3 separate regions of the Mus musculus genome follow, and all the other regions are linked to region 3. A link is a contact called in ENCODE Hi-C or POLR2A ChIA-PET data. All regions are on one chromosome and are shown on one strand. The core of a region is the stretch at or near the end of the contact, and the rest is flanking DNA. Distances in the headings are between cores, read along the strand shown. Region 1 holds the start of Snx33 (sorting nexin 33). Region 2 holds the start of Sin3a (transcriptional regulator, SIN3A (yeast)). Region 3 holds the start of Ppcdc (phosphopantothenoylcysteine decarboxylase).

What was found. A loop is a pair of places that touch in the nucleus more often than their neighbours do. ChIA-PET counts read pairs that join two places held with the same protein, here RNA polymerase II (POLR2A).
Region 1: a map of v-Abl transformed pro-B cells shows a loop between it and region 3 (1.8-fold over the local background). The contact joins the promoter of Snx33 here to the promoter of Ppcdc in region 3. A Hi-C loop is called at or near these places in 1 of 37 maps with a recorded cell type or tissue (v-Abl transformed pro-B cells). POLR2A ChIA-PET finds 5 or more read pairs at or near these places in 1 of 5 experiments (Patski).
Region 2: a loop to region 3 is called in a map of left cerebral cortex, with 4 times the contacts of the local background. The contact joins the promoter of Sin3a here to the promoter of Ppcdc in region 3. A Hi-C loop is called at or near these places in 4 of 37 maps with a recorded cell type or tissue (heart and left cerebral cortex). POLR2A ChIA-PET finds 5 or more read pairs at or near these places in 2 of 5 experiments (Patski and embryonic stem cell).

Annotation. Positions count from the first base shown.
Region 1 is chr9:56,926,700-56,929,967 of GRCm38, reverse strand. Snx33 (sorting nexin 33) reads left to right here and starts at 1,597. Exons shown (of 2, transcript NM_175483.5): 1 at 1,597-3,268. The coding sequence starts at 3,185.
Region 2 is chr9:57,074,555-57,077,852 of GRCm38, reverse strand. It overlaps Sin3a (transcriptional regulator, SIN3A (yeast)), which reads right to left and starts at 1,477. Exons shown (of 22, transcript NM_011378.2): 1 at 1,223-1,477. 2700012I20Rik (RIKEN cDNA 2700012I20 gene) reads left to right here and starts at 1,804. Exons shown (of 2, transcript NR_152107.1): 1 at 1,804-1,895; 2 at 2,010-2,650.
Region 3 is chr9:57,438,418-57,441,786 of GRCm38, reverse strand. It overlaps Ppcdc (phosphopantothenoylcysteine decarboxylase), which reads left to right and starts at 1,673. Exons shown (of 7, transcript NM_176831.5): 1 at 1,673-1,717. It overlaps Scamp5 (secretory carrier membrane protein 5), which reads left to right. Exons shown (of 7, transcript NM_020270.3): 7 at 1-460.

The sequences.
Region 1 (3,268 bases), core at 348-2,847, 510 kb after region 3:
GCTAAGACTGTTTGGCATGCTCAAGATCTTTCAATTTTTAATTTGAGACAGTCTTGCTATGTATCTTTGGCTGGCCCAGAACTCAGAGAGATTCACCTGCCTCTGTCTCCCAAATTCTGGGACTAAATGTGTCCACCACCACTCGTTTGTCTGTTTGTTTAAGAAAGGGACTGGAGTCCAGCCTCCAATTCATGACAGTGCTGTTTCAGCTCCCGGTTTGTTTGGTTAACTTTTGGTAAGATCTTGCTAGATGTGGCACAGGCTGGCCTGGCACTCACTCAGTCTCCCGTGTGTGTCATCACGACCAGCTGTTATCCTTCATAGGGAGTCAAAGTTTATGAGTTTTGGAGTCAGAGGTCTAGGAGTCATGACCCTCAAAACAGCCAAATGTCCCAACCTTCAGCAGCACTACTTTATACCAGTTAATCAGCAATAAGTAAGAACAATAGTAACCTGGAGGTAGGAAGCCCTAGCAAGATTGGGTAAATAAGGCTCTAGGGCTCCAAGAGGAAGAGGAGGTGTGTGTGTGTGCGTGCGTGTGTGTGTGTGTGTGTGTGTGTGTGTGTGTGTGTGTGTGTGTGACAGAGAGAGAAAAACAAAGAGAGACAGACAGAGACAAGACAGAGAGGCAGGGGTTTTCTATGTATCCCTAGCTTTCTGGAACTCATTTTGTAGACCAGGCTGGCCTCAAACTCATGAGATCTGCCTGTCTCTGTTAGTGCTGGGACTGAAGGAATGGGTGACCACGGCTTGGAAGGTTCTTGATATGTGTTCCACTTAGGCTGGGATCAGTGCCTTCCCAAGCATTTTGCACGACACTGGCCACACTAGGCTGGAACATCTTGCTTCTCTGTGAAGATACTTATGACCTTCCAGACGATAATCTTAGTTTCGGTTAATTTGTTGTTTGGAATATAAACTTAATGATGGGACAGACAGTGTGAATTAAAAACCACAGCAGCAATCCAGCTGTTATATTCGCTCCAGAGTTCAGCACAACTCCTGTCTTTAGTACACCTAGTTTTGCCTAATGTGGAGGGTCGAATCCTGGAAGCCTAAAGGCTATTTACCAGACCACTCCTCTCTCCTTGCTATTTGCTGCTGGCCTGGAAGGAAGATCTGGCTCCCGCGAAAGGACAAAGCAACCCAGAACCCGCCTGTGCCTAAACTTGCAACTTGTCACTGAAGAAGTTACATGGTCTTTGGCACCCCACCCCCACACTCTGGGAGCTGCGGAAGGCAGGAGGGCTCCTCTCCCTATCTTGCTTACAGCATCGGTTATCACCTGCGGGATACCAGGGTCACAATTTGCTGCCTACACCATCTGAGAACAACCCGGGAGCTGTGTTAGCCCCTAGACAGATCGAAGTACGCGTGGCGGGAAAGGAGGTTGGGAAAAGGGAGTCCGCAGCTCTGCTCCCCTGCAGCCGAGGCGGTTCTCCTAGCCTTTATAGCTCCCTCCTTGCCACTGCGCTCCGCAAACTTTCGGAGTTTTCCTGCACTTGCGTCACGGAAAAGGCAGATGGATGACCAAGTCCAGGAGGCGAAGCTCGAAGGCGGCTGGCGAGCTCCCCCACGCGGCGATCCAATCCGAGCGAGAAGCGGCTCTGGGCGCCGGCAACTGGGCTGCTGAAAGCTCGCAGCTCCCCGACTCCCGGGTCCATTTCCTGGATCCCGGCCACCGGGACTGAACCGGAGAGAGGGAGGGCGCCCGCCAGAAGGAAAGTGAGCGGAAGGCCGGCGGTGGCACCCTGGCCGCGGGAGGGCGGAGCTGTGCGGTCCCTGACCGGCCAGGACGCACGGAAGTGCGGTAGAGTTTGTTGAATTCCGTAGCCTGCTTTCCCTCCCTCATACCTCCCTCCCTCTCTCTCCACCCCTCACCTCCCCTACTGCTTTAGCCTCCTTCCTCGGAACGCCATCTCCTGGACTCCTCCCCCCTTCTCTTTTCTTTCTTTCTTTTTCTTTTTTCTTTTTCTTTTTAGTTTTTTGAAGGGAGGGTGAATGTTTGTTTTGGACTTGGCTTCCTGCTGGCAGCGCTGAAGGGCTGCGAGTGAGGGGCAAAGAGGCAAGAAGCTGGGGCTCAGCTAGTCCCTCTCGGGTCGGATCCAGAGGGCATCGCGGAGAACGAACCTACGGACGGACTGACAAACACCCGACTACGCCATCTGTTCGACAGAGCTCTATCTACTGACTGCTGTTGAGTGTTCCGGGGCACATCAGGGGCGGGGGGTGGTGATGGTGGAGGTTTCTCCTAGCGTTACTTCTGGACAGGGGTTCTGAGACTCTGATCCGGGTCAGCTTCATACTCTGAAACTGCCGAGGAATTAGGCAAACAAAAGAGGCACTGAGTGAAAGAGGCCAGAAGTTCTTTGCGCTGCTTGTCGCGCCCCCCCTTGTTATCTGGGGGCGGGGGCTGGCCATTTGCAGGGCGGGAAGAGGGCACCAGAGCTAGCGAGACGGGGTCGCACCCCCTGGGTCGAGTAGTTTTCAGCCGGTTGTGCAAGCTTTGGCCCTTGTTTTCCTGGCCTGGCTCTTTTGGAGGCCGGACACATCCACCCTTGGAATTGGTTCAGGACTCTGCTGTTATTCTCTTTGCCCCTCTTGAATTTTCTGGATTCTTGAAGACGCGGTGGCCCGGGAGGAGAGAGGAAGGAGGAAGGAGCAGATCTCCAGAAGAATGTGAGAGCCTCCCAAAGCCGGAGCCAGTAAGAACGGAGAGCCAGAGGAGGCAGAACCTTGCCTGCGTTCCTGGGACCGTGGTCTGAGGGTAAATCTCTTCTGTTGTACAACACTGTTTTAGTGGAAAGTGTGTGTCTCGTTCTGGTTCTAGCAGAGCTGCTTTCTTCAAGTCATTTGACTTTTCTGCTTGGTGTGTGAGGAGGGAGAGACCCGCTCCTTTCCAGGGGCTGCCAAGGGAGAGGAGAAAGACTGTGGCCATGACCAACCCCTCCCTGCTTACAGGCAGATACCCCAAGGCAGTTTCTGGACCATGGACACTTCTTTGACCAAAAGGCAGCTAGACAGCATCTGTGCATGCTGAGGCCCTGCCCAAAGGACTTGGTAGGGCTTACTAGACTTTGAGCTGCAAGTACATTTTTTTTTTTTTTTTTGGACACCCTGTTGAACATCCTGAATCTGGGCAAGGCATTTTCCTTCCAGTCTTGACCTAACAGATAGCTGAGCCATGGCACTGAAAGGCCGAGCCCTCTATGATTTCCACAGTGAGAACAAGGAGGAAATCAGTATCCAGCAGGACGAAGAGCTGGTT
Region 2 (3,298 bases), core at 228-2,727, 360 kb after region 3:
TAGGTGAAATCAGTCAAGAAATCAGAGTATTTTACTTAAAGAGAGTTAAATCTTTGACTTAAAAAAAAAAAATTTAGCCTTGGGGTATAGCCTAGCGGTGAAGCAATGCTTATGTGCCCTAAACTCACTCCATCACTTACAATCATAAATTCAATACTTTCTCTAGAAATAAAATCTCAGATTTGTTAGGAGCTCAAATGGTAAACTGAGTTTAAAGTCCTAAGCTACCAAAAATGGTAGCAATTTTTAGGTATCAACCCGTAAAGGCGCAGTAGCTGAACATCAAGGGAACTCCAGGGAAGGTTGGCGCCCTCCACAATTCCAGTCCCTGATCACTCTGCCCCTCCCCCACCGGCCACTGTCGGGGAAGCAAGGGCACAGCACCAGCCGCACCCCACCGCAGACACTCCAGAGAGGACGCTGAGTATCTCGTCCCAATAATTACAACGAAGAGGAGCAGCTGACCACGCTTCTACTCTCCCTAGCTGTTAAGGCGCCATCCATGGTGTGTGAAGCAAAGTAGAAGACTACAGCTACGGGCCACGATGCCCCAAGCAGAATGGATGAAGAAGCCACAGCATAAAGTCCGGACACCTCCACCGTTCCCAGTCTACAAGGGGCCCTCCCACCCACGGGGATGCTGGGAGGAGCAGACACGGAGCCCTGACCCCCTGCCAGACGCCACAGCGGGCTTTCCCCAGCTCCTCTTCACTGCTAAGGAGGCGGAAATCCCGGAGGGGGCGGGGCGGGAGGGGCGTGGCATCACAGCCCCGGACGCGCCTTCCGGCCAACCGGATCCCGCTAAGGCGGGGGAACACAGGCTTCACGCCCCCTCGCCACCGCGCCCTGAAAGCCACACGCCGGGACCCTCTTCCCGTCCCGCACGCCCCGCGGACCCAAAGCAGTTCAGCCAGTGGTCCCGCCCATAAGGGAGAAGGGGCGGGGTCACAGCCGCGGGCCTTTAGCGCGAGCCCGTCCCGCCCCTTTCTCCACCACCGCACGCGCGCCGGCCCCGCCTCTGATCGGCGGGACTAGGACCCGCCCCTCCGTGCGCACCGGGACTACGCTCTCCTCCCCCTCCCGCACTGAGTGCGGCTCCGCTCCGCCCCCCACAGCCACGCACGGGAAGCCGAGGTCAGCCCCCCCGAAAAACACACGCCCTCCAGTCCCGGGTTACCCGCCACCCAGCTGCTGGGCGGACCGCGGTGCGGCGTGCTCTCACCGCAAAAGCTCCAGCCACTCAGCCTGTGCGTCGCTCCCGGCGTGAGCCTCGCACCCAGCACGGAGGCCCCGGAACGGCGCGGGCACAGGCCCGCAAGAGCGGACTGGCAACCTCCTTTGCGCCCACGAAGCGGTCACAGGCCTGGGTGCCCAGACTGGGAAGGAGGGAGGGAGGGAGGGAAACTCTAAGGGGGGAAGGGGAGGGGGGAAGATGGAGAAACCGTCTCTGCCGCCTCTACCGCCGCGGCCGCTTCTCTGTTACCCGGGAAATCCCGCCCACTCTCCCGGCCCGCCCCGCCGAGGGAAGGCTTAACCTCGCTCCGCCACGGGATATATTACCCATCCGTCAATGGTTTAGCCAATCACTATGCCGCAAAGACCTACTCCCGCCCTCTTCCCTCGCTGGGAGGGGAGAGCGAGCCGCTCACCTTCTCCACGCCCCTATTGGCGGGGAGAGTCCCTAACTCAACCCCGCCTATTGGAGACTGATTGCCGAATCCCTCCTCCGGGCTCTAATACTATTGGAGGAAGAGGAGTACCTCTTCACATCTCATTGGAGAGTCTCACATATCCCTCCCCATACCGCCCCAGCCACAGGCCTAACAAATCGGCTCCCGCCTCCGCCGGTCCCTGCATTGGAAGACTACCTTTGCTTCTCTCATAGCCCCAGGAAGGTAAGTAACCAATGTGGGGTAAAAATGTCCTTAAGTGAGGCCGACTCCACCCACTACACGGCTGGGCCAGGCCCCGCCCCCAATGATCTGATTGGACTATCTTGGCGCCGGTAGGAGCCGCCATTGGACACGGCGCCGGTCCAGGAAGGAGACCATTCCGCCCTGCGCGAGGATGCTGAACCTTAGCAGTCCTTTTGTGGAATGTTTACACTGGAGACTGAACCTCAGCGTTCCAAGGCCGGGATCGGAGATGGCGGGGAGCTCAGCGGCCGAAACCCGAGGCTTTGAGATTTGAAAAGGAAAAGGCAGTAGTATTACCCGCCGTGGAGAATTAACCAAAACAATGACAGAAAGCCTTGTCCTTCCTACCCACTTATTTTTACACTTTCACGGTCTTCTAAACACAGCCATCTGGAGCACTCAGCAGCTACTTTCAGCAAGCCGACTCCAAAATTAAGGTCTGGAGCTCTAATCTGATCCAAAAGCCCAGATATTACTAGCTGGTCACTAGGGCTGACTGAATACTGTGACACTGGGACAACCAGAATCTGCAGCCCTCAGGGGGCGGAGATAACCCAGCGGAGGCCTTTAAATGTCACCGCCTGGGCAAGCCTCCGGAAGGCGGAGCATGAAGGGAAAATGTATACTCTATTGGTCGGGTAGATCCAGGGACATTTTAAACTGGAGGAAGAGAGGCTGAAAACCTCACACAGACCACTGCATAAATAAACCTTGAGTGTGCACTTACGTTCACAGAAGGAGTAAAAATTCCAGATTGTGTGAAGGATATGGTCTTAAGAATGACTGTTCAAGGGGAAGGGCTGTAATCGCAACCATTCGCGAAAGGGCAGGAATAGTCTGAATTTAGGAACCCTAAGGCCAGCCCTTCAAAAAAAAGGGGGGTGGGCATTCCTCCTTAGCAGAGTGAGTTAATGGCGGTCTCTAAGCCTTCTGGGTAAGTAACAATGCCTGAACACAAAAAGTGCTTTGAAATACCTAGTTCTTGGGCTGGTGAGATGGCTCAGCGGCTAAGAACGCCGTCTGCTCTTCCAAAGGTCCTGAGTTCAAATCCCAGCAACCACATGGTGGCTCACAACCATCCGTAATGGAATCTGATGCTCTCTTCTGGAGTGTCTGAAGACAACTACAGTGTACTTACATATAATACATTAATTAATTAATAATAATAATAATAATAAAGACCTAGTTCTTTTATTTATTCACTAGTAAGGCGTGGGCCCGATGCCGACCTTGCTTTGGGGAGGCTTTCGCTGTGCCATGAGAGGTTAGGTGGGATTAGTCTTACCGCATTCTAGAGCAAAAGGGGGAGAGGGAACCTCCCTAGAGTCGAGTGTCCCCAGGAGATACGACACCGGGGAACCGTTTCGTAAATCCAATACTGT
Region 3 (3,369 bases), core at 424-2,923:
ACTTCCAGGAAAGCTGTGATCCAGCTGCCAGCCTAGCATCCACAGCTGTTGGGTGTTACCCCCAGTCAACTTCCTGTCCTATCGGCCTCTCCTCTTTCCTGGCTCACACCTATTGGCCATGCCTGGCACTGCCCTTGGGAAAGCCTGTCACCAGTGTCTGGCCCAGCTGCTCAGGCACTGGGATGCTGCATCTTCAGGCAACTATGCACTTTGATGAGGAGAGAGTGAGAGAGATGGGGCCGGGCACAGATGGTTTGCTTGAGGGGTGGGAGGGCCTGGTGGATGCTGGGAGTCCTCCTGTCTGTCGCCAGCCAGTGACCTGCTTTTGCATTCTCCTGGTGCCCACTGCCCCTTGTTTCTGAGAGACACAAACTATCCCCTCATTGGCAGTTGACCTGCCCGAGCCAGTGTCTATCTGTGTAACTGGATGAATATAATAAAGGGATCATTTGACCCTGTATGTCCCTCTGTGTTACTTGTCTCCATGTGGGTCTCAATGAAGCCTTGATGTGGGATGTGAAGCAGGGTTGTGGAATTGAGTTGAGTGGATCTGTGATGCCAAAAACCATGTATTTTGTGATCCTTCCTCTGAAGCAGCCCTGAGTAGGCCATGAAGTAGTTGCCACAACTACCAGTTAGGAAATAGGAGTGGCCTGTAACACTGAGTGAGGCGCATGGCCTGACTGTGTCTGTGACTTAGGGTTTCCATTGCTGTGAAGAGACACCACGACCAAGGCAACTGTTATAAAAGGATAACATTTAACTGAGACTGGCTTGCAAGTTCAGAGGCTCAGTCCAGTATTGTCAAGGCGGGAAGTATGGCAGCATCCAAGCAGTCATGGTGCTACAGAAGCTGAGAGTTCTATAACTTATTCCAAAGGCAGTCAAGAGAAGACTGGCCTCAGGTGGCTAGGAAGATATATTTGCCCACCCCCACAGTGACACACTTCCTCCAACAAGGCCACACCCACTCCAACAAGGCCATACTTCCTAATTGTTCCTAATTCCCTGGGCTAAGCATATTCAAACCACCATAGCCCTTAGTGTTAGGACTAGAAGACTGGCCTTCCTTAGCTCCCATGGTGGGTCTCTTGAAGCTGATTGAGTGGGCTCAATGAACATGTAAGTTCTTGAAATTTCTGATTGCTGCAGGGTAATGACTACAACGATTCGAATGTGCCTAGGCTTTGCCAAAGATGTGCTCTCTAAGAATGTTGTCTAGATCCTCTGTGATGGTCATCTCTCAAGATTCCTCTCAAGTAGCAATGGGCACGGTAGCACACCCCTTTGATCCCAGCACTTATGAGGCAGAAGCTGGCAGAGTTCTAAGTTTCAGACATGCCAGTTATTGAAAGAGAGAGAGAAAGGAAAGAAAGAAAGAAAGAAAGAGAGAAAGAAAAGAAAAAGAAAGAAAAGGAAGGAAAGAAAAAGAAAAAGAAAGAAGGAAAGAAAGAGAAAGAGGGAGAGAGAGAGAAAGAAAGAAAGAAAAAAAAGAAAAAAAGAAAAAGATTGCTCAAAGTGAGCCTTTCAATGTCGCGGCTCCCCTGCCTAATGTGGCTTTAGCCTTGCACAGGGAGCCCCAATGACTACAACTCCCAGAAGCCACAGAAATAGACCACGACTCCCAGAAGGCCATGCGATCACTCGCTTTCTCTGGAGTCATTTAGAGCCGGAAAGGCGCCTAGATACCGCGATACTTGCGGGTATCCTGGAGCTGGTGAGCAGTGGAAGGGGCGGGAAAGCTGTGTCGGTGGTGCCGCCGGGTGGGGCGGTGGGAGAAGCTCCTCTGGTCGCTGTGGGTCCGCGTGAAGGTCCATGTGTAATGTGTCAGATGTGGGGCTATAGGTGTGACTCCAGTCTCAGAATTGGGGGCTATGCAGCTGCACCGGTGCCCGCAGATATCATGCTCTATCCTTAGTTTAAAAGACACCCACACTTGACGCTTACCTTTGAAAAACTGCAGCATAAGGTGCCCCCCTCCCAAAGATTTAGGACCGCCCCGAAATACAAACTTTTTTTTTTTTTTTTAAATTACGTTTATTTTGTAAGAGGGGTGGCTGTCACAGCGTGCGTGTTGAGGTCATAGGACGACCTGCAGGACTCAGTTCTACCCTGTAAGTCCCGCCCTCATTCAGGGCCTCAGACTTGTCTGCAAGCTACCTTGCTGAGCCAACGTGCCTCAAATTGTATTTTATAATCATAAACGAGAGAAAGGAGAACGCTGGCAGTATTTAGATGCTTAAACCCTAAACTTGCCGAGTGGCATTTCAAATTAGAGTTAGAGCAGTTTTTGTCAGAAAAAAAAATGTCACCGTCACCGACGTTTGGAATATTGGAAGCCAGAACTAGATAGTGGGCAGGAGAGATTCCCAGCTGCAGGAAGTGATGCGTGTTTGGGAGCTGGGGTCTTCTGCTTCTTTCTAGCAGCTGGGAACCAGCAAGGCTGTGATGTATCTTCCTGACACGTGTCCTCAAGAGGTGTACAGATGAAACTGCAGTAACTTTAGAGGCAAACATGCCTACTTCCGGTTTGAGACATCCATTGGAAAGCCAAACATTTTGGCTGCAACCAGCATTCCTTAGGTGCAGTGTGGTCACACTTTCTTGGCTACAGTCTTGCCCGTATCCTGTGGTCACATTTTCTTGGCTACATTCTTGCCCATTCTATTACTGGTAGGTATACATGGAAATTTTATACTTTGTCCTTGATTAAACTGAGAGAATTATAGTCTCACACAGAGGCCTCTTTCTCTGCTGTGTATGTGTTCTCTCTGTGTCTCTCTTAAATTTCTCTCTCCCTTCCCCTCCATTCTCCCCCTCGTTTTTTTCTCTTTCCCTCCCTCTCCTCCCTCCCTCTCCCTCTCAGGGTCTCACTGTGTAGCCCTAGCTACAGGACTTAGTATGTTCGAATCTCAACTCCTAGAAATCTGTTTGTTTCTGCATTCCAAGTGCTGGGATTAAAGGCATGTGCCACCAAACCCTACTTTTTCTTGAAATATACATAAGACTAAGTGTAAGTTCTGTGGTTATAATAAAGGTCAAGTAAAAATATGAAAAAAAATTGTTCCCTGCATATGCAGCTTAGAATATAAGACTGGTCTAGGTAGCCAGCGCATCAAGTGTATCCCTTGTATGTGTACCTCAGTCTATGAGGGTGGGAAGAAAAATTAATCTGAAGTCCAAGGATGGCCAAGAGTGACTCAAGCTCGACTCTGGAGGTTGAAAGGGAACATTGCACCATGTGATAAAATAAGCTTGTTTTTTGTTTTTTTCTTGGGAGGGTCAGTAGTGGTGGGAGAGAATCAGATATTATAATGTTCAGATATTATAATGCTGGACACTTCTGGACCAGCATGATAGGTCAGGGAA